Regions from separate parts of the Homo sapiens genome. Here region 1 is linked to region 2. Evidence: chromatin loops called from intact Hi-C (ENCODE). Cell type or tissue: breast epithelium. All regions are shown on one strand. Links, peaks and the distances in the headings refer to the core of each region. The heading gives the core; the rest is flanking DNA.

Region 1 (12,092 bases), core at 3,585-7,584, 62 kb after region 2:
TCACTCAAAGCCACAAAGCCAAGCAGGGACTATGTCTGACTGATCTCCCAAACCTGCCTTCCTGCCCTCCTCACCACTGTGCTTGGGTCTTCTTTCTTCACAGGGCCAGCATCGTACAAAAACGCATTATTTATTTTCAAGATGAGGGCTCTCTGACCAAGAAACTTTGTGAACAAGGTAAGACCCTGTGGGTGGGGAGGGGGAGGGGCAGAGACATGGAAGGCAGCTCCTCCTGCACGATCCTCCTGCTGCAAGAATTAAGGCCCCTGGGCTTCGTGAGTTCCTCTGGGTTCTGCTTCCTCACGTAGCTCCGATTTTTAATCTGGCTGTGTGCTGTGGGTAATTGGATCCGCCTTAAGCTCTAATTACTCAGCTTGATTCCCTGGGTAGAAGATAATGTACCTTATATTGGTGTCGTCTTCTTATTTTTGTGAAACAGTGATTATTCTGAAGAGGTTCCTTGGAATAATTCACAGGACTTAATTAAGGAATGCACAATTGTGTACCTTTAAAAAGTCTGTAATGGTTCTTTGGAAAAAAATCACCAGCAAGATCTTGTGTGGCACCCAGACAATATGGGAGGATTTTCTCCAGAGAAGCCCAGCAGGGGATGGGGATGCCAAGGGGGTGTTGACCTTGTGATATCACCACATTCAAGGATCTAGTCCTTAGATTTGCAAACTTATCAACCTTCTCTCCTTAGGTTGAAGGTATTGTAACAAAGCTCATGGAGGCTAACTAGACTCGGGGGATAAAGCAGAGACCTGAGTTTAGATCAGGCCCAGGTTCGGATCTGCCTCTGCCCCTTCTAGCCATGTGACTTAAATAGATAAAATAGTACAGTACCTCCTTGACACATAGTAAATGCTGTCTATAGAATAGATAGCTCTTGTTATCTATATCTGAAAGCTTATTCATTAATCTACTGCAAAAAAAATTGACCTTAAACATCGGAATGTTTTTAAAAGTTATTGGATAACTAAATAAAAATAAAAAATGCTCTATATTTATACAGCATAACAATCTCATTTCTATTTAATTTTGCAGAATTTTTATTTGCATTTAGAGCAATTAGTGTTTGGAGAAGAAATAATCCTCTCCAACTATAGCAAAGTATAAGCTACTAAGAAAAAGAAAGGTTGATAAAGGTCTTCGGGGAAAACAATAATAATAGGTAATATGTTTGGGGTGCTTTGCTACGTGCCAATAACTATTTTAAGCACTTCATATGCATTAATTTTATAATCTGCACAGCAGCCCTATATGGTAAAGATTATTATTATATTTTTATTTTATGGATGAGGGGCCTGACACAAAAAATTTAAATAGCTTTCTTAGCATCATATACTCATGGTGGAAGGCTGGGTTTGAAGTCAGGAGCCAATGCCCTTAACCATTGCTTTCTAGCAAAGCAACTGCTTCCCAGTTCAGTAGTTCTTATCATTGCCTTTGACAGATCAATGCATTGTCCTCCTGTAGATGAGCTGAGCAGAAACTAGGTCCCCTGTTTGGAATTGTTTAGAGAACATGGCAATAGCAAAGGAGAGAGAGAGTTGGATACCTTGCATTAGGATCATACCTCCCAGAGGGGCTGGAGAGCTGGAATCTGCAGTCCAGAGAACCCTGGCCAGCTTCCACATGGACACCACCACACGTGTCTTCTGAGGCTTTTCTTTTTTGTGTTCAACTGCCTGCAAGTTCACTCAGCCTTTCTCTACACAGGGAGCATCTCCACTTATTAAGCTCTTGGTTCCTCAATGACAATCCCATCCCTGCTGTATCTTCATGTGATGAGATCCAGGTGCTGTGGTGGACTTGTGGGTGTTTTGGATCACACATTTCCAAGACACCTCTTGTAAATGCCTTAGACAAGTCTTCACATAACATCAGGATTGAGACTTTGGGAAGTGCACATTAGTTAATGATTGATGGCAGTACATGAGGGTGTCAGTGAAGTATCTCCTAAGAACCCTCAGCTCCTGAAAATAAGGCTGTCCTCCGACAGTCAAACTGACAAAACCACACCACAGTGCCTGGGGAGAAGACCTAGAGCTGCACAGATGAAAAGCAAAGGCAAACAATAGTTTTAAAAAGCAAGATAAACAATAGGTTACTTCCAATTAAGAACAGAGAAACAAAATATTCAAAAAAGTGACCTATAACAAACATATGCATACACATACTTTATTTTTTTTTTTTTAGTTTTTTTGAGACAGAGTTTCACTCTGTCACCCAGGCTGGAATGCAGTGGCACGATCTCGGCTCACTGCAACCTCCAACCCCCGGGTTCAGGCGATTCTCCTGCCTCAGCCTCCCGAGTAGTTGGGATTACAGGAACACACCACCATGCCCATTTTTGTATTTTTAGTAGAGATGGGGTTTCATCTCTACTAAATATGAAAAGATCTCTGTCTCACAAGTAAGATCTAAATAGAGATTTGCCATGTTGGCCAGGCTGGTCTCGAACTCCTGACCTCAAGTGATCCGCTCATCTCTGCCTCCTAAAGTGCTGGAATTACAGGCATGAGCTACCGTGCCCGGCCCTGCATACACATACTTTAATACCATGTCACAAGCAATTAAATGAAAGAGACAAAAAAAAAAGGAAAAAGGAAGGGAAACGCAGAAAAAAGAGAAAAATGTCAACAGAAACAGGATAATGAGAAAAGGAAGAAAAAGGGAAGAGGAACAAAGAATACAGGAAGAGAGTTGCAAAGGAAGTCAGTGGATTTCAAGTAGAAATGGGGAGAGAGGGCGGCTCTGGAGATGCTCCATAGCCTGAAATTACCCATGGTTGGCAGACCCTGCCTGCTGTGGTTAGAAGAGGAGTAAGTGGACGATTCTTATCACTGCCCTTTGAAAGCCTGATTCATTTTCAATAGGCTTTTCCTTAGTAGGAAAACAGTATGTCTGTTTTTATTTTCAAACTGAAAAATTTATTTTTCAAATGGGAGCTTAAAAATGTATTTTTCAAATGGAAGCTTATTTTCCTTTGAAAATCCAAAAGGTTTATTATGCATTCCTTTGAACCCTCAGAAATATCGTTAAGTTTACCACCTATATCCGAAAGCCCTTTTGATAAGGCAAAGCTACCAGTTGGCCTTCTTTTGGTTTTTGTAGAGACTATTGCTGCCTCATTTAATAGCCCCTAGTAGCTACAATTGAAACCTCAGCATGTATCTCTGATTTAGAAATCGTAGAGCTATGTAGGGAGGCAATTTTTTTTTTAGCGCATCTTTCTTCATTGAAAAAAGCAATACAGAAACAATAAAAAAGTTTTCTCTCTTTCCTATCTATGCAGACCTATCCAGATGAGGTCTTTCCTGGAGTAATGTAGTGCAGAGATTAAGGGTATGAGTCCTGGACCCAAAAAGACCTGGCCTCCAGTTCTGCCTGCCCTGTTCACTAACCCTGTGACCTTGAACAGGTTACCTAATCTGCTTCAATTTACTGACCTGTAAAATGGGGATAGCAAAAGTACTTACCTCCTAGCATTGTTAGGATTAAACGAGACAATATATGGAAAGAAATCAGCAAATAAAAGGACTCAGTATTTTGTAGTTATTATTATGATGTCTCATCCTTTCATCTCCACCCTAGAACCTAGAATTCACTTCTATCCATCATGGATTTTATATATTTAAACCAAATCAACCCAGTAAATTCCAAAAGGAAGTCTTGTAAAATGCTCTTCCTAACACTCACAATGATTTTAACATTCTTTGCCACTACTCTTTGTATAATATTTAAGAATAAATGTCCAACTGCAAAGAAAAAAAAATTATGTTAATACTACTAGAGGAAGTGAAAAAAAGCAACTGAAGCAAGTTACATCTGTAGTCATTGTTTTCATCTTGCAGGAAGCAGAACAGACTAAAAGCAACAACGTGCAGCTAGAGATGTGGGTTTGACAATCGGAAATACTGAATTTATTCATGTAATCTCTCTTTCCCCACTTATCAGCTATTCACAGCTAAAAATGAGGGCCGAGAGGGAATCTTAAGTTTTTCCTGGCTACTTCTATACCCAGAAGTACAGTAAACCTGAGCTTATGAACACATTTCCACCCCCTACTCCTCCCAGTGAAGTCTCTGAAAGCATGATAAGAAGTGACGTGATTATATATGCATGCCTCTTTTTTTTCTCCCTTCAGTAATTCTTTATCTCTCTCCATTTATTTTCACTGCTCTGCTTCAAAGTCATTCCTTCTGGTCCTGTCATTTTGGTCCCAGAGAATATTTCCTAGAGAAAGCACACATGTGTATTCCTCCTAAAATTTGTTAGAGAAATCCTGTTGTGGGAGGGGTGGGGAAGGAGACCAGGATCCGGAAAGGATGATTGAGTGAATTTTACCCCTGATTTTTCAACATAGCCCCCATCTTAAATATTCTCGAATAGCCTATGGGTTATTGCTCCCACAGATCTTCTCAATTTATTAGGGAAAAAGCTCTCTTTTTTTTTTTCAAAATATTACCATACTTAGAGGCATACAAAATCCTTTATTGCCCAAGTACTGATCTGGCTCTAAGTCTTATTAACTAATGAAAGCTGCATCTTCTTTTCCTAAGGGTTAAGGATAAAATGAGACCATGATAGCACCACCTTATATACAACCCACGTTTACTTTCTAACTTGGTGACTTTTCTGACTGTTTCAGATTCCACATTTGATGGGGTGACTGACAAACCCATCTTAGACTGCTGTGCCTGCGGAACTGCCAAGTACAGACTCACATTTTATGGGAATTGGTCCGAGAAGACACACCCAAAGGATTACCCTCGTGAGTAGAGTGGCTACTCTGTGGTTTGGGGAAAAGCACATTGTCAAAGTTCTGTCTGGTTATAGGGCACACTAGCTGCAGCATGTCAGATCTGCTCCCTAGTATTGGCTGGTTCATGAAATGCACAATCCAAGTATGTATATTAATCAAGACAGGCAGACATTATATGGGTATGCTTTCAGCTTCTTTGCATAGCATTGTGCTATTTTTTTTCTTTTTTTTTTTGAGATGGAGTCTCGCTCTGTTGCCGAGGCTGGAGTGCAGTGGCACAATCTCGGCTCACTGCAACCTCCGCCTCCCGGGTTCAAGCAGTTCTCCTGCCTCAGCCTCCTGAGTAGCTGGGATTACAGGTATGGGCCACCATGCCCAGCTAATTTTTGTATTTTTAGTAGAGATGGGGTTTTGCCATGTTGCCTGGGCTGGTCTTGAACACCTGACCTCAGGTGCTCCACCCACCTTGGCCTCCCGAAGTGCTGGGATTACAGGTGTGAGCCACTGTGCCCAGCCCCAGCATTGTGCTTTCTTATCTGTGATTTTTAAAAATATTCCCAAAGTCATGCTGCTTATATTCAGGTGAGGCATTTGGTAACCTCAATCCCCCTGCAATGACCCTGTCCATGAATTCCATGACAGACCTGCTGGAAATAGCGGCAAAAGGGACCTGCTCTTGACTCTATAGGTCAAGGTCAACAAATACTCTGCTATCATAGGTGTTAGTAATTAGTCAGCATGCCTTTTTTTTACTGACTTCAGATGCCACCTTGAAATCCCTTCATGAGGGGCCAAGCATGGTGGCTCAAGCCTGTACTCCCAGTGCTTTGGGAGGCTGATGTGGGAGGATCCTTTGAGGCCAGGAGTTAGAGACCTGCCTAGGCAACATAGCAAAATTCTAAAATTAGCTGGGCATGGTGGCACATGCCTGTAGTCCTGTAGTCTTGCCTGTAGTCCTAGCTACTCAAGAGGCTAAGGCAGGAGGATCTTAAGCCCAGGAGTTCAAGGCTGCAGTGAGCCATGACCACACCACTACACTCCAGCCTGGGCAGCAGAGCAAGACTCTGACTCAAAAAAAAAAAAAATCTTTTCATAACATTGTTATCAAGATAGCCAATACAAAGCCATGAGAGTTGTCAGGAGACCCCAAACTTACTATTTTTTAAGTAGATCCTACTAATTCCACTTTATCATATAATTGTCTCAACAAACGCCTAACATGTGCCAGGCACTGTGCTCAGCTCTAGAGTTATAATACTGAACAAAAAAAAGATGCATCCCATATTCTCAAGCCACTCAGCGGCTAGTGGAGAGACAGACACTAACCAAATAGTCATGCAGAAAGAGGTGAAGACTATAAGAAAAGTGGACTTACTGTGAACCAAGCATTTCTACATATGTTATAGTGTTTAATCCTCAAAGTAATGTGTTTTTGTGGATAAGTTTACTGGGGAGGAGAGAGATGTCATGATTTGCCCACATTGAGATGTAAGTAATGGATCCAAGATCCAAAGGGGTTTTTCAGTCTCCTATGCCTGCCTTTTGTTTGGGTTGCGTGTTGCCCATTCTCTCTGTGGGTGGCAGGATGTCCATGTGTGGCACTGAGCCTGTTTTTTTCTGTTCATTGTCTGTTTTGTTCTTGTGCATTTTACTTTGGAGTTACCGCAGTTCAGGAAGAACAGTAGGAATGGGAGAGAGAGATTAAAAAGAGGGATTTGGCTCAGGTCCCAAAGGAAAGGGGGAGAAAAGGGCACATGATTGGACTTAAGAAGACTCAGACCAGATCAGAACCTCCATGATCCCCACGCAGCCCACCCAGAGGGGACTTCGACATTTGTTGACAAATCAAGAGCTCTATTGTTTAATGTTACCCACATGCAATCAAGGCTTGGGATCTTAGAAGCCTCTTTCTAGTTCATTCTTCTGACTCTGAGATTCAGCCTGATCTGCATCAGCTGTGTGGGAGACCTGTGCGAAGAAACTTGGACTCTCTGCCTGGGGGAAAGAAAACATTTGGAACAAGCACGATGGAAAAATTTCCTCCAGCCTCTCCTATCCACTAACCAGAGGAAATAAAATGTTAGGGGCCCGTTACTCATCTTTTGTGATCCTAAGAAGCTTCTTGACCTTTCCTATTCTGCCACTGTCATTTCCCAGAATTTAGGGAGGAGGTGAAAAAAAAAAATTGTTTCTGGGTCTTTGGGCCAAATCAAGTACAAATCTATACAGAGTTTCTGTGGAGTTGTTGAGAGTTTCTTAGTAAATATAGCAGACGTGTGTTCCAGATCTTCTAGGATTGTTCCATTTTTGACATGATGTCTTATAGACAATTGTCAGATTGTGTCCTAATTTTTGGTTGGAAAAATTTGGTCACTTGTACAGAATAGCACTTAACATAGCATACTGTAGTTATTTTTTTAAAAGTCTTTCTTTCCCACTAGACCAAGAAGTCCTCCAGGACAAACGTGATGACGTGCTTATCTTTGATTCTTAGTGCCTGTTGTCTTCCCAAGCACTGTGTACTGATTGTTGAACTCCGAGTCACACTCATTATGACCTGGGAGGCAGATGTCTAGCCTTCAGCTAATTATGATGGGCAGTATGGAGGAGAGTGTGAGTCAAACCTTCCATGGAGGAAAAGGAGTGAACACTCAGGGAGACTGGAGCCGTTTAAAAGGACATGGGGAGGATCTAATCGGGATCTTGAAAATTTAATGTTCTCAAAAGTTATTTCTATCAGTCTTAAGTAATAGATGAATTTCTTTTTGCCACTGCAAAGATGATACTGTCTTGATAACCATTCTCTATCATCATGCCCAGAGAAGCTTCCCACAATAGTGCAAACTGACAATTGCCAAGCCCCCCTGTCCTTTATTAGTCATCCAAAACACTGCTTTCTCTACAGTGATCTTAGGACAGTGGTTCTTAAGCTTTTAAATCTTAGGACCGCTTTTGTATGCTTAAAAAATCTTTGAGGATCCCAACATAAGTGGTTTATATGGGTTATAGCCATCAATCTTCCATGTATCAAAAACTAAAACAGAGAAATTGAAAAATATTATTTATTTTTAAAATAAACCTAGTAAATTAAAAATAATAAACTTGTTCCAGGTTAATATAAAGAACATATTTTATGAAAATACCTATATTCAAAACAAAAGAAATGTGAAAAGAGGATCAATGTTTTACGTTTTTGCAACTGTCTTTTCTATCTGGCTTAATAGAATACACCTGGATTCCCATTTGCCTTTGCTTTTGCATTCAACTTAGATTCAAAATAGATTCAAATAGGTTCAAAAAATCTATTTTTTGGTTGAAGTATGCGGAGAAAATTCTGTCTCATATGGCTATGTAATTGGAAAAGGGAAGAGTATTTTAATAACCTTTTCTGATAATTATGGATAATCTTTGATCCTACACCAGAACTCTGCAAATTGTTTTTTTAAAGGTTAATTACAATGTGGAATTTGAAACTATATCAATGAACTTGTACTCTTACATTAAAAGTCATTGCTTTACCTTCTACTTTGAATGGATCTTTTACAAATGCATGGTTTTGTAACATCTTACGTTGATCATTTGGAAAATATTGGTTTACTGAGTTATGCAGATTGTGCAAGTGTTGACACAGTTCATTAAACAATATGAAAAGCCATATCCATTAATATCACTACCAATCTCATCAGAAAAGTATTTAATATTGGAAAGCTATCAAGTTCATAATAATGAACACAAGTTTTCTAAAATTCTGGGTTTTGCTTGAAAGCTTGAATTTTATCATTGGCAACAAATACTGTCAGTTGTTTTCCTTGAAGTGACAGGATCACTTTATTTTTTAGAAAATGTAGGCCAAATTCCCAAGTCTGAATAACCATAATTTGTCTGTCATTTGTCCTTTCAAGTGAAAATGATGTTTTATGAACATAAAAAGCGGCTAGTCCAGCTTGCACCTCAAAGAGTCGCATAAGTGCTTTTATTCAAGACAATCACAGTACTTCAGTATATAGCAGAAGTGCTTCTGCGTAGTTCCCAATTAGTCACACAGAAAAAATAAAAATATGTTTACTCAAAGGCAGAGATCTAATGAAATTAATCATTTTTATTGTTTTTTCAAGGACATTCTTTTTTTTTTTAACTTTAAGTTCTGGGATATGTGTGCAGAATGTGCAGGTTTGTTACGTAGGTATACATGTGCCATGGTGGTTTTGCCGCACCTATCAACCCATTATCTAGGTTTTACGTCCCACATGCATTAGGTTATTTGTCCTAATGCTCTCCCTCCCCTTGCCCTGCACTCCCCGACAGGACCAGGTGTGTGATGTTCCCCTCCCTGTGTCCATGTGTTCTCATTGTTCAACTCCCACTTACGAGTGAGAACATGCTGTGTTTGGTTTTCTGTTCCTGTGTTAGTTTGTTGAGGATGATGGTTTCCAGCTTCATCCATGTCCCTGCAAAGGACATGAACTCATTCTTTTTTATGGCTGCATAGTATTCCATGGTGTATATGTGATGCATTTTCTTTATCCAGTCTATCACTGATGGGCATTTGGGTTGGTTCCAAGTCTTTGCTGTTGTAAACAGTGCTGCAATAAGCATAAATATGCATGTGTCTTTATAGTAGCATGATTTATAATCCTTTGGGTATATACCCAGTAATAGGATCACTAGGTCGAATGGCATTTCTGGTTCTAGATCCTTGAGGAATTGCCACACTGTGTTCCACAATGGTTGAACTAATTTACACTCCCACCAACAGTGTGAAAGCATTCCTATTTCTCCACATCCTCTCCAGCACCTGTTGTTTCTTGACTTTTTAATGATCACTATTCTAACTGGCATGAGATGGTATCTCATTGTGGTTTTGATTTGCATTTCCCTAATGACCAGTGATGATGAGCTTTTTTTCATATGTTTGTTGGCCACATAAATGTCTTCTTTTGAGAAATGTCTGTTCATATCCTTCACCCACTTTTTGATGGGGTTGTTTTTTTCTTGTAAATTTGTTTGAGTTCTTTGTAATTCTGGAAATTAGCCCTTTGTCAGATGGATAGATTGCAAAAATTTTCTCCCACTCTGTAGGTTGCCTGTTCGCTGTGATGCTAGTTTCTTTTGCTGTGATGAAGCTCTTTAGTTTAGTAAGATCCCATTTGTCAATTTTGGCTTTTGTTGCAATTGCTTTTGGTGTTGTAGTCATGAAGTCTTTGCCCATGCTTATGTCCTGAATGATATTGCCTAGATTTTCTTCTAGGGTTTTTATGCTTTTAGGTTTTACATTTAAGTCTTTAATAATCCATCTTGAGTTAACTTTTGTATAAGATATAAGGAAGGGTCCAGTTTCTGTTTTATGCATATGGCTAGGCAGTTTTCCCAGCACCATTGATTAAATAGAGAATCCTTTCCCCACTGCTTTTTTTTTGTCAGATTTGTCAAAGATTAGAGGGTTGTAGATGTGTGGTGTTATTTCTGAGGCCTCTGTTCTGTTCCATTGATCTATATATCTGTTTTGGTACCAGTACCATGCTGCTTTGGTTACTGTAGGCTTGTAGTATAATTTGAAGTCAGGTAGCATGATGCCTCCAGCTTTGTTCTTTTTGCTTAGGATTGTCTTGGCTATACAGGCTCTTTTTTAGTTCCATACGAAATTTAAAGTAGTTTTTTCTAGTTCTGTGAAGAAACTCAATGGTAGCTTGATGGGAATAACATTGAATCTATAAATTACTTTGGGCAGTATGGCCATTTTCACAATATTAATTCTTCCTATCCATGAGCATGGAATTTTTTTCCATTTGTTTGTGTTCTCTCTTATTTCCTTGAGCAGTGGTTTGTAGTTCTCCTTGAAGAGGTCATTCATGTCCCTTGTAAGTTGTATTCCTAGGTATTTTATTCTCTTTGTAGCAATTGTGAACGGGAGTTCACTCATGATTTGGCTCTCTGCTTGCCTATTATTGGTGTATAGGAATGTTTGTGATTTTTGCACATTGATTTTGTATCCTGAGACTTTGCTGAAGTTGCTTATCAGCTTGAGATTTTAAGCTGAGATGATGGGGTTTTCTAAATATACAATCATGTCATCTGCAAACAGAGACAATTTGACCTCCTTTCTTCCTATTTGAGTATGCTTTATTTCTTTCTCTTGCCTGATTGCCCTGGTCAGAACTTCCAATAGTATGTTAAATGGGAGTGGTGAGAGGGGGCATCCTTGTCTTGTGCTGGTTTTCAAGGGAAATGCTTCCAGCTTTTGCCCATTCAATATGATATTGGTTATGGGTCTGTCATAAATAGCTCTTATTATTTTGAGATATGTTCTATCAATACATAATTTACTGAGAGTTTTTAGCATGAAGCAGTGTTGAATTTTACTGAAGGCTTTTTCTGCATCTATTGAGATAATCATGTGGTTTTTGTCATTGGTTCTGTTTATGGGATGGATTACATTTATTGATTTGCATATGTTGAACCAGCCTTGCATCCCAGGTATGAAGCCGACTTGATCATGGTGGATAAGCTTTTTGATGTGCTGCTGGATTTGGTTTGCCGGTATTTTATTGAGGATTTTCACATCAATGTTCATCAGGGATATTGACCTAAAATTTTCTTTTTTTGTTGTGTCTCTGTCAGGTTTTGGAATTGGGATGATGCTGGCCTCAGAAAATGAGTTGGGGAGGAGTTCGTCTTTTTCTGTTGTTTGGAATAGTTTCAGAAGGAATGGTACCAACTCCTCTTTGTACCTCTGGCAGAATTCAGCTGTGAATCCGTCTGGTCCTGGGCTTTTTTTGGTTGGTAGGCTATTAATTAATGCCTCAATTTCAGAACTTGTTATTGGTCTATTCAGGGATTCAACTTCTTCCTGATTTAGTCTTGGGAGGGTGTATGTGTCCAGGAATTTATCCATTTCTTCTAGATTTTCTAGTTTATTTGTGTAGAGGTGTTTATAGTATTCTCTGATGGGAGTCTGTAGTTTTGTGGGATCAGTAGTGATATCCTTTATCATTTTTTATTGTGTCTATTTGATTCTTCTCTCTTTTCTTCTTTATTAGTCTGGCTAGCAGTCTATCTATTTTGTTAATTTTTTCAAAGAACCAGCTCCTGGATTCACTGATTTTTTTTAAGGGTTTCCATGTCTCTATCTCCTTCAGTTCTGCTCTGATGTTAGTTATTTCTTGTCTTCTGCTAGCTTTTGAATTTGTTTACTCTTGCTTCTCTAGTTCTTTTAATTGTGATGTTAGGGTATCGATTTTAGATCTTTCCTGCTTTCTGATGTGGGATTTTGTGCTTATAAATTTCCCTCTTAACACTGCTTTAGCTGTGTCCCAGAGATTCT
Region 2 (12,092 bases), core at 4,294-8,293:
AAGCCAAGCCCTTCTGAGGCTTCTGATGTCTGCCATTGGGGAGAATTTCCCTTTTATTTCTGCCTCTTTGTCTCCCTCTGCTAGAGTGCAAGTCCTTTGAGGACAAAGCATGTTTTAATCATCTTGGACTCCCCAGGGCCCAGGACAAAAATTGGCTCTCGGTAGTTAATAAGTGTTTGTTGAACAAAAGGATGGCTACATTTTTTGCCCTTTTCCTTCATTATTAAATATTAAATGTTCCTATTTACATATTCTGCCTTACTGAAGAGGTGTTGCTGGTCCCTACACAAAACGGTCCCTGATGACTGTACTCTGATATTTCTTACATTCTTTCCCTGTGAGTCTGTTTCTAACGGCAACCTCATCTTCTAAATGTAATTTCACACATGTTACTAAATCACTTTGCTTCAGCCTGAACCTAGGATGTTGCTTCTCCTTCAGAATAAGATGCCAGCTGGGAATAGAGATCCAGGCAGTCCCAGAAGCCCCATGCTAACAACTTCTGCTAATTCTTAGGCTGATTATGTGGATTATTGAATAGATCGTCTTTCTGCTTTTTATCCTTTAAACTCTCTCTGCTCGGCCTTGTCTGTTTCATCAGTAAAGGTGGGCATGGGGAACATAGAGACTGTGAAATCTAAACCTACTCTACTCCACTTCCATTTGGTCAGGTTTTGGAATAAAAAAATCTACTCTATTAGTAAAGAATTATAGTCATTTTAGAGCCATTCTCTGAGTAAAACTGTCAATTAATAAACTTGGCCATTCTGTTTGGGGAATAAAAGAAAGGAGGAGGGAGTTAAGGAGCTTATTTCCCCCAATTCTCTAACTCACCAATGGGTTTGTGGCTGCAATTGCCTGAAGTCCCATTGACTGTGTTGCCTGCCTATTGAGTAGGATCTTCTGGGGTACATACAACTTAAATGTAGTTTTGAAAGTTGCTTGTCTTTCTCTCAGGTCATATTGCTAATATTGTATACATTGCCAATTGAGCAATCAGTTTACCAACTAGAGGAAATCTGGCTCACTAGATTTACTGAGCACCTGCTGTATACCAGGCTCTAGACTGGGTGCCCTGTCTCCTTGACCTCTAATCTTCACAAGCAATCTAGGAAAAGTGTTATGAACATTTTAGAGATGAAGGAAGAGACTCAGAGAGGTTATTTACTTCTTGCTCAAGCCCATACAGCAATGATTTCCCAAACCTGTAGGGTGTTTCTTCCTTGGGTGTTTTGTAGCGGGGAAAAAGAAAGTCAAAGCCTGTTTCCATTATCGTGGATTTTAGGGAAAGGGGAGTATTAAACATAGTAATCAGAGAAGCCTGGTTCTTCTGAAGCTTCTGACTGTCATCAAATTGGAAGTTAATGCTGGGGGAGAAGCTCTGTGTGAAGGACCCACATACTCCCGTCTCTGGCCCAGCCCAAACTGCCTTGGCTTACCTGAGGCTGCCAGTGACTTCTGGCTCCTAGATCTTCATCTTGCAGCTACGTGGACAAGGTGGGTGCAGCCTGGTGCCTTATGTCTGTGCTGTAGCTTCTTAACAGCAAGTGAGATGGTAGCAGGCATGGAAGGCCATCGGTGGGAAGGGAAAGGAGGGGTTGTCATAGACCAAGGAGGGTGACCACAGCATTCCACAGATTCAAAAATGCCCATTTTTAACATTGTAGCATTTTACAAGTCAGAATGCATCTTACAATTGATATGTACATGAAATGTAGGATTCCTTTTCCAGATAAACTGTTAGTGCATCATTGATACCTCTTATACGCAATGGCATCCTGGATTCAAGGAACTATGGCAGGTTTCATCTTATGTGTCAATTCTGATCAAGTGGTGGAGACTATCTGGAGTTTGGGAGGAGAAAGGTCTGGTGCTATGTCCATGGCAGTGGTGAACAACAATAAACTGAGTGGGGCGTCACTGTGCATGAGAGATGGCATAGAATCCTACTGTCGGGCATTTGCGCCTTCATCCAATATCTTTGGTATTAAATGGAGGAGCACCTGCCATATCTTCAACTGTAAACTAAAGGACACAAAACACAGGAAGCATTTCCAAGGGACCAGGTCAGAGGCCTGCCTCTTCTCATGCAGATTTGTGACTGTGGCCTTTTTAAATACTTTTTTAAAGTATTAATTTAATTATAAAAATAGTACATGCATGCTATAATACAAAGATACAGAGGTACATGAAATTTTAAATGTCTCATTGTATAGATGTTACTATTACTGGCCTTATAGATTTTTACCCTTCTTCTATTGTAAACAAATGTGTCTTTGTGTATGTCTGTGCACGTACACACACACACTTGTCTGTCTATGGAGAAAATCTTAACAGAATTGTGGGCAGGCCTCATTTTTAATGGGCACAACATAGTCTACTTAACCTCTCCCCATTGAGGTTTGGCTCAAAGCTTATTTCTTGTTTCTTATGAGTGTAAATGCTCAGAATAACCTGTATGACCAGTGTCATAGTCCATTCATGCTGCTATAACAAAATACCACAGATTGGGTTATTTATAAAGAATAGAAATGTATTTCTCACAGTCTGGAAGCTGAGAAGTACAAGATCTAGGTGCCAGCAAGTTTAGTGTCTGGTGAGGACTGTTTTCTGCTTCCAAATGGTGCCTTGTTGCATGCTCTGGAGGGGACAAGCACTGTGTCCTCAGGTGGTAGAAGGGATAATATAAGCAGTTTCATCTCTTAAGACCTTTATAAGGTCACTAATCCCATTTATGAGGGCTCTGCCCTCATGACTTAATCACCTCCTAAAGCCTCCACCTCTTAATAGTATCACATTGATTATTACTTTTCAACATATGAATTTTAGGGGACATTCAGACCATAGCCACAAGGAATGCTTTACTTACATTTTAAATTAGTTTATTAAGATGGTTTCCCAGAAACATAAACATGCTTAAGGTTTCTGATAATTTCTGAATTGATATGTCAAAGATGTGGTTGATTGACACTTGTTAACTATGGGTAAATTTAAACTCAGTAACAAAGCTTTTGTGTTTCCATTACCAAAGAACAAGAAACTATTGGAGGTAAGTCATTGTATATTTATGTTGGCTGTTTGGCGATGTCCTTGTTAGGAATGGAGTGAGTCATGCTGCCTGAATGCAGTGTGTCAGAGGCTCAGGGTCTCAGGGACAATATCCAGGCTCTAGGTCACCTTTGACTTTACCTGCCTTATCTGACCGGCTCATAGCAGGCTGGGGTAAGTTCATGTTGCCACGGATTCTAGGAGGGATCTCTGAAGTGTCAAGTACTGCCTTTTCTTCTCATGGTTCAGTGCAGATGGCCGCAGAGGGCAGGATAGTTGATGACTTATTCTCTGGAGTCATCCAATCTTGGGATTAATTCTTTTATATTCATTTGCTGGGAAGGGAAAGGAAGAAAAGGGGAAGAAGCTCTGATGGCAGTTCCCTCTTCCTAGATTCCCTGCTGGTGGTGCCTCAGGAACTTCCTTTCTTTTTGGGTATACCCTCCTTTCTTTCCTTCCTTTCTCAGTGTTTACTATTTGTGGGAGCATGTACTAAGTGCTACGCACTTTACACATGTGATCTCATTTAACTCAATCCATTTAACTGAACTGCCAAGAGGCTAAGTGGCTTACAAAACCAATTCTATGATCTTTACATTTTTACTTGTGCAAACGTGTGAGAAAGTTTAACTGGTGAAACATCTGTCAGGTGAAGACTGATGTGCTTTCTATGGGTCAGCAAGAAGGCAGAAGTATATCCATCTAAGTATACATTTATATCAAAATAATTTATTTGGACCCATGTAACTATAGCATTGATTATTGTTTTCTAAATTTGATTAGCAGTCAACTGAACATACTATTCGTTTATTGCAATTGGGTACTTTAAAACAAGTTCTCAGAGTAAGGGTTTTTTTTCTGTTATATTTTTATACTCACATTAAAAAAAGAAATATATACCCAATCTTGTTCAAAAAGAATTTAGGATAGCTCATATCTGGTTTAATCTAAAATTAATACTTTAAAAATGGAATTTTAAAATGATAATTTTAGTAGTGTTTTGGAGACTAAAATTGGGAAAGTCAAGAAGCTGGCTGTTGACTCACACTATTGGTTTCACATTGCAGAAGATAATGTGCCATTTTTTTCATTTCAATTCAGGCAACGCTTCCTGATCACCTACTAAGTGCTGGGCACTGCATGTGGCCAGTAAGACCTCCATGTGTTGCACAGTAGCTGACAGCAGATCAGCAGACTTTTGCTACCAGGATGGGCACAGGGCACTCTAACTTTGCAAAGCAGCCTTTAGGGCCTCTTTTCAGGTGCCCAGAGATTGCTACGGTGTAAGGGAAACTTTTGTATGTTCCAGGGCTGGTGTCAGGCCCATTTTCATTGGCAATGACCTTCCTGGCATATGCTGCATTTTCCTATGTTGGTGAGAAATTTAATTTTACTCTCCAGAGGTATTAGGGAAAATATTACAAACCACTTTTCAAGTTGAGGTTGAACAAATGACCAGGTATAACTGGTTCAGGACCCCAAAATAATGTCATTGTTTCTTTAAGCATTGTCATTGAGTTGAAAGCCATGGAGGTCACAAATAAAAAGAGTTAGGCTCATATTCTAAAGATCCCCAGCTCTTTAATTTAAAAAAAAATCAGTGTCAAAATGTTTTGTTTTAATTACATCATTGTTTTCAGACTATGCTTTAAAGAATTTTAAAATTAGCTTAGTTTTTTAGTAATCTATGAATAAAGCTTCTCTTCTCGTGTGCCTGCCTTAGAGATGGACTGACTTTTTTGCAAAATGCAGCTTTTATTCTTAGAGAACTTAGTAGTGCTTAAACTGTGTTCATATTCATCCTGTCATTTGAGCTCTGTGACAGCCTTGTGATGGAGACAGAACTGGATTCTTACCCAAATTTTACAGATGAAAAGTTAGAGGTTGAACAACTTGCCTAAGGCCACCTTGCCTAAAGTAGCAGGGCCATTTGAGCCCTAGTTCAGGCATATTTCATTGGGCACACTGTCTTTCCAAATATTTGCAAAATTGGACGCTTGAATAGAAGACCTTCACCAAAACTCTGCTTACTATTTGGCTATTTCAAAAGTTAATTGTTGGATTTGCTGGGACTACCTAAGTGTCTTGAAAAATATGTGCATTCTGATAATGGATGCAATACATCAACTAAGTATTTTTAGGCCCCTTGTGTTTTTACACTTGTTACATCTTTGTAATGTATTGATCAAACTAATGAGTCGGACTATTTGGAATGAGCAGCTCAGTATTATTTAATGCTGCATTTCTTGTATTTTATTGATCACTTGCCTGATTAATTAACTTATACTATACTTGGTTTTAAGAAGACTTTGCTGGAGCTACTGAACAATTCTTTAGCTCACTTTTCTTATGAAATAACCATGGAACAAGGTACTATTTAGAGTCTTTGGGTCTTGTTGCGAATTTGTGGGTAGAAAATGTAAGATATATTTCAATACATGGATATAATCCATTTACAAGTAGCTAGACGGCCTTTGTTCAAATTTGACCACCTTTCAGACAATGAGCTTCACCTCTCAACTCTGCAGGAAGCCCTTAGTAGGTCCCAAATGGAAATAGGATCTACTCTGTCATAACTATCAAGCCTGAGATCTTAAGGCATCCAGGTAGTCACTTAGGAATGAAGAGGCAAGGATAGATTCAAACAACATTTCAGAGGTAGAAATTGGCTTGTTCAGTTTAGAAATGACATGGAAATTTCTAGTTTAATGATGCCAGTAACTGAGAGACCAACGGAGGGGCAGGGGCTGAAGGAAGGGGCTGGATTGAGTTTGAAATATTGTATCCTTCTCCTGAGGAGGTTATAACTTGGTTTGGGAATGTGGAGTTGACATGGATGAGAAAAGATAAGTAAACAAATGACTAAACTGCAGTATGATAAGGCCAGAGACAGAGATCTGCAGAGCATGCTGGGAGAACAATTTGTGGAGGTTGAGAAGTCAGAAAAAGCCTCCTAGTGGGCCTGACACATGGGCTACATTGTAGAAGAATTAATTAGGGAGAGTGTAGCACAGGGCATTCAATGCAGTAAAGGCAGTCTATACAAAGGCTCCAACGGTACAACAAGAGCCAGTAGACCAGGCAAGTTCAGTGGGCTGGAGGTTTTAGGATGGTTGAAAGATTTGAAAAGAAGCAGCAGCTTAGTCATGAAGAGCCTGGTAATAGCAGCCAGCACTTGTAAGCATTTACTGCAAGCCAGGCATCGCAGAATAGTTCAGAATATGTTTAGAAGGTAGAATTGTCAGTATGTGGTGACCAGTTGGACATGGGGTAGAAAAGAGAAGTACAAGTCCAAAGAGAGTCCCAAGTTTCTGCCTTGACCAAGACAGAGTTTGAATGAGGAGCCTATTTATGAGGGAGAAGGCTGATGAGCTCCATTTGGGACCTGTACAATTCAAGGTTCCTTTAGTCATCCATAGTATTTGGATGTATGGAGTCTGAGACCAGACTGCCCCGGTTTGAATCCTAGCTCAGCCACTTAGGAGACTTATGACCATGGGTAAGTTACTTAATCCCTCTGTGCCTCAGTTCAGTTTTCTCACTAATAAGATGGGAATAATGGCACTTAACCTTATAGAGTAGTTGTGATATTTAAATTTTACATAAAATTATGTATATTAATTATATATTATACGTAATTTTATAATGTGTATAATTATATAAATATACAATGTATATAAAATTGTATATGATTATATATATAATTTAGGTTCTAGATCATAACAGGCACTTGATAACTTATTGTTATTAATTATTATCATTATATAGTTCTGAGACTCAAGGACCTGGGTTGACACCATCAAGGTAGAGTATTATATATGATCATTATGTATGATCATTATGTATCTCTTAGGAGGTATTTGGCTATAAGAAACAGAAAATCCAATCATGGCTTTTATCATGGGTTCTTTTATTGTTTAGCAAGGAGTTTGGAGATAAATGGCTTCCACATTCTTTTAGCAGCTCAGTGACATCAGGTCCCTGGACTAGTAGCTCTGTGATTCACTCAGCCTTTCTCTTCTATTCCATAAAATGGCTGTGCTAGCTCCTCCGGTTCATAAATTGGCCACACTAGCTCAAAGCATGTCACCCTCACCAACAGTGTTCTAAATAGGAGAGAAGGAGGATAGTGGGGGAAAACACTCTCCTCATAGGCCACTACCCCTTTTGTCAGAGAGGAAAATCCCAGAAGCCTCCTGGCTGATGTTTCTGTACCTCTCATTAGCCAAAAGCAGGTCACATGGTCACCTGAAACTCAAGGAAAGGAACAGGATAGCCATAATTGGTTTAGACCAGTCATGATTCAATCTCTGGGGTTGGACACTGTAAATCCTAAACAAATAGGGTCTTTTAGCAAAAGAGAAGGAGGGAATGGCTGTTGGGCCAGTAATTAAGAATGTGCACCACTCTAGGGAGGGAGGACATTTAGAGAAGAGGACAAGAGGAGAACCCAGGACTCCATGACATTCATAGGTCTTATAGGGAACAGGGGCCAGGGAAGAGATTTCAAATGCCAAGGAAATAGGAGAAGAAATCCAGAGAAGCACCCCAAAGGGAAGAGCTGGGGGAGAGGCAAGTCTACAGGGGTACATCTGGCAGAGCTTTGAGCAGAATGAGGCTGTAAAAAGCTGTCAGAGTTGGCAGTGAGGAGGTCAGAGTGACCATTGCCAGTGCAGATTCAGTGATGCCAAGGGTTAAGAAGAGAATGGTGATCTCTATCATATGCAGTTGGTAGGCGTGCAAATTAATCCAAAATTTGTATTAGTTTGGCACTGTGTGCCAAAATTTAAAATGCTCATACCCTTTAACTCTGAAATTTCACTTCTAGGAATTAATTCAACTGGCCAATTTAGACAAGTGGAGGCTGATGTAAGTACGAGGATGTTGATTGCAGCCTTGTTTGTTATAGCAAAACAAAAAAAGAGGGGTGATTGATCTGATCTGAAAGCCCATCATATAGGATTAATTATAATAAATGGTAGTACATCTTGGCAGTGGAATACCAGGAACAGTAGAAAAGAACTGAAGTTCTGGAGTCCCACAGCCAGGGTTTAAATTCTGGTTCTGCCATTTACCAGCTGTGTGACCTCAGCTCTCTGTGAACATTTCTGGGACTCAGTTTCTTTAGCTGTAAAATGGGATAATTATAATACTAACTCATAGAGCTATAGTGAGGAATAAGGATGCAGATATAAGTGAAATACACTGAATATTTCTGGCACAGATTATTATGCAGTAATTTAAAAAGATTTGGCAGATTTACATGTATGTTTAAAAGATTGTTTATAAGATGTTAAGAGAAAGAAATGAGGTTACAGAATATCACGATATAATGATCCAACAGGTGGTTTTATCTGGGAGGTAAAATCCTGGGCACAATTCACTTTCTACTTTATACCTATTTGTATTTTTTACCTTTAAAACAAGGCATTTAATGTCTTATTCACCTGGCCAATTATAAGCCACAGGAGGGAAGCTACCATTTCTGTTTTGTTCACCACAGTATATCATAATATCTGGCATATTACAAGCAGATGATAAATATGTGTTGAATGAGTGTATGAAAAAATAGTAAGTTGTGTTTAGAAGGAAATTCCATAGGCCAAGAGTTCAAAGATGCAGTAGTTCTGCACCAACAAGTCCCCGGGTAGACCTCAGGGACAAGGCTGCAGAAATGAAGCAGAAGTCAGGGCTGAGGGTTGTATATTGGTCTTCAGTATGAATGCCTCAGCTTCTGAAACAGCTCAGGTTGCAAAACCTGAGGAAGAAGAGGGAAAACAAGCCCCAAAGCACCAGGATCCAGTCCCTGGTTTTGTTCAGCACTTCCCAAACAGGCTGAATCTGAGAGCCAAATCACATTTTAGAATTGCAGGGCATTTTGGTGCCATTGAGTCATTTCAACTTCAGAAAACCCAAGGCCCTGGAAGGAGGAGTTCTCCAAGTTCCTACAAGACCTGAGACGACCCTGCCCTGTGTTTCCCAATTCCTGCTCTAGTGCTGGCTCCTTCTTCCAAGGACTGAACATTGTAGATTTCTGATACACACGAAGTTGTTTTCAGAGGATGTCCATTCATTTGACTCCTAAGAAACCCAGTTCTCTTAAGCACAATTCAATGGCTTGCGTCTCTAAAGTTCACTGATCACCCATCGCTCTTGCTCTTTATTTGTAAAGAACAAAGGGACCAGGGATGTAATTAACTCACCCACATTTCCCATTGTCCTTAAGTCTTTTGTGCAAGCATTGATTGTTGTTTTTATTGTTGAAAGCAGAATTGTTCTCCTGGCAACACACATCCAGAAAGAGAGCCCAGTGAGGGACTCAGCAGGTGATGCTGTTGAAGTTTGACCTTACCGTTTGGAAGAATAAAAGAAAAAGCCAAAAAAAGCAATAATTGAGCAGAGGGTCGTTATGAATTGGTTACTATTCTATACTATTAAATGCTTTGGGAGAAAAGACATTTGGTTATTTTTAAGTGCATTTAGGAATTCAGAATATCAGCCAGCTGAGCTCCCAAGTACAGGTCCTCAGGGGATTCAGTTTAATGAATCTTTAAGAGCAGCCTGTTGTTAACATATTACAATTAGCACAGGTAAATGGAGGATTCGAATGTGCTTCTGGCAAATAATCTGTTCTCACTTTTATATCTTAGTCATTACTTACTCATACATTGATGTTTACTCTGAGGTTGTTTTGCTGGGAAGAAAGGATACACTTAGCAAAGCAAGATGATATGGCAGAAGAGAGCTTGAGATTTGGGATCTAAATATGACCGGGTGGAATATTGGCTCTGTTCATTAGTACAGTCGTGTGGTCCTCAGGAAATTGCTGAAATCCTCTGAATCTGTTTCCTCCTCTATAAAATGGGGATTATAAAACCTGTTTCAGTGGATTGTTCAGCTGATTCAACCAAATCATGTTAAAAGGGCTGCTGCATAGCTCAATAAACTTTAGCTTCTTTCCCTCAAAGTTAAGCTTTTCTTCCCTGTTCATCTAAAAAATCAAGCAATGAATTACTGAAACCTTTTCATAGGGAAGAGAAGGCAATGTTTTGGGTTCTTTACCCACATTTTGCCCATACATTCGACTTTATCCAAAGAACGCTTTGAGTTGCTGCAACCACCTGCACGCTGAGAAGACAAAGGTGAGGAGTAGGGTTAAAAGCAGGTTCATGTAGGTTCAACTGGAAAACCAGCTGCCACGGAAGCCTCAGGCATATCTAAATTTGTTCCTCCCTCTTTTCCTTCCTAACTCCTTAAGGTTTGTGGGCGGGATCATGTAGGATGACGACAGCCAAAGGGAACCATCCAAGGCTCTGAGGTGGAGGGAGCTCTGCTTGTTTAAGGAACTGGAGCTCGGTGGGTGAGACAAATGGTGGCAGGAGATGATGCCTGAGAAGTTGGCAGGGACCAGATTAGGTGGGGAATTGCAAGCTGGCATTATAAAGTTTGGATTTTAAGTGTAATGGAAAGCCACTGGAAGTCTTTAAACAGGGAAGTGACATGATTTATTATTTTAAATGTGCGCTCTGGCTTCTGTGGGAAGATTGGATTGTAGGGGCTAAGTATGGAAGCAGAGAGATAAGTTAGAAGGTTGTTGCAGTGGTTTATTGAGTTTGGGTGCTTTAGGGTGCTGGAGAGAAATACTGTGAAGGTAAAACTGACAGGCAGTCAAAGGTGAGGCTTAAATGAAATAACATAAATGAAGTGCCAAGTGTGTAGTAGATAATTAACAACACAAGTTCCCTCTCTTCGTGCTACAACTATATCAACAAAGTGATGTTTTTCTCTGGAATTGGATATAGGGAGATGATAAATTAATAACCACATTTTCTCAGCTATGGATTTGTTCTTTGGAGGTGGGCTGACTGGGAGATGGAGGTCAGCTTTTGCAGATCACAGCCTGCCAACTGGGAACACTTGCGAAAGGAAGAAATAATAGAAGCAGGAAGCAGGAAAGGAGGGAAGAGCAGTATGGAAAAAAGACTGGGCCAGGTGCGGTGGCTCACGCCTGTAATCCCAGCACTTTGGGAGGCTGAGGTGGGCAGATCATGAGGTCAAGAGTGCAAGACCGGCCTGACCAACATGGTGAAACCCCATCTCTACTAAGAAAACAAAAATTAGCTGGGCGTAGTGGTGGGCGCCTGTAATCCCAGCTACTTGGGAGGCTGAGGCAGGAGAATCACTTGAACCCGGGAGGCCGAGGTTGGAGTGAGCCAAGATTGGGCCACTGCACTCCAGCCTCGGTGACAGTGCGAGACTCCATCTCAAAGAAAAAAAAAAAAGACTGGAAGGAGCAATTTGGGGACCTTATCTCCCTCACAAGGCATGTGACAGTGGTATGGCTTGGCTGCTTCAGTGCCCTAGTACTCAAACCCCTAAAGGGAGAATGCAGATGGACAGGTGCAGAGGTCATGGGGAGCACTTTTGGGCTTCAACCCCACGGCAGTATCTTGGGGTGAGTGCTTACGACTCTTGAAGCCCCAGTGGGTGTGTGTTACAGTGTGCTCTTTCTGCTTTGCCATCTGCAGGTGGCTTGTGTTAATCAGCTCAAGTAGACCCTCTGCCTTATCGCAAGAGCAGAGGGCTTTCTGTATCCTGAGTTCTTGCCCAGTGTACCAGAAAAATTTGATCACAGGTGGGCTTGGTGCAAGGTTCTGTTGAGTGGTGGAGGTGGCGCTCAGCAAGATGGATGGGGGGCCAGAAGAGGGATGGAGTGGGAAGGTGGTCTTCCCCTGGAGTCAGGCTACCCAGTGGCAGACTGTCCTCTGATGGCCCCTGGCTGAACTCCCCTCAGAGTCCGCATTGTTCCACCATCGCTGGTCTGCCAGTGTCTGCTGGTGTGGTCCTCTGCTCCTCCGATGTCTAGCCGCTTGTGTGTGTGCCTGCTAAGGTCTCGGGTTTATATGGGCACAGGATGGGGGGCATGGCTGGCCAGAGTGGTCTTGGAAAATGCAACATTTGGGCACAAAAACAAGAGTGCCTGTTCTCTCTTAGGTCCATGGGCACAGGCCCAAGGGTGGAGCCCCTGCCAGGGACCCCACTCT

The links. A loop is a pair of places that touch in the nucleus more often than their neighbours do. Peaks named below come from ENCODE experiments on the same cell type or tissue, not always from the same donor. Only the 100,000 strongest peaks of a DNase experiment are listed, where the experiment ranks them.
Region 1: a loop joins it to region 2, with 18 times the contacts of the local background. A loop is called at or near these places in 1 of 110 quality-filtered maps.

Annotation. Positions count from the first base shown.
Region 1 is chr11:14,075,242-14,087,333 of GRCh38, forward strand. SPON1 (spondin 1) reads left to right here. Exons shown (of 16, transcript NM_006108.4): 4 at 104-177; 5 at 4,658-4,780. Among named protein-coding and RNA genes, the nearest start is that of SPON1, 120 kb to the left of the region's middle. In breast epithelium, for the core only: no CTCF peak of the experiment used is centred there; no DNase peak of the experiment used is centred there; H3K27ac peaks cover 1,643 bases.
Region 2 is chr11:14,012,688-14,024,779 of GRCh38, forward strand. All of the region lies in intron 2 of SPON1 (spondin 1), which reads left to right. Among named protein-coding and RNA genes, the nearest start is that of SPON1, 56 kb to the left of the region's middle. RefSeq lists an enhancer at 8,998-9,505. In breast epithelium, for the core only: no CTCF peak of the experiment used is centred there; no DNase peak of the experiment used is centred there.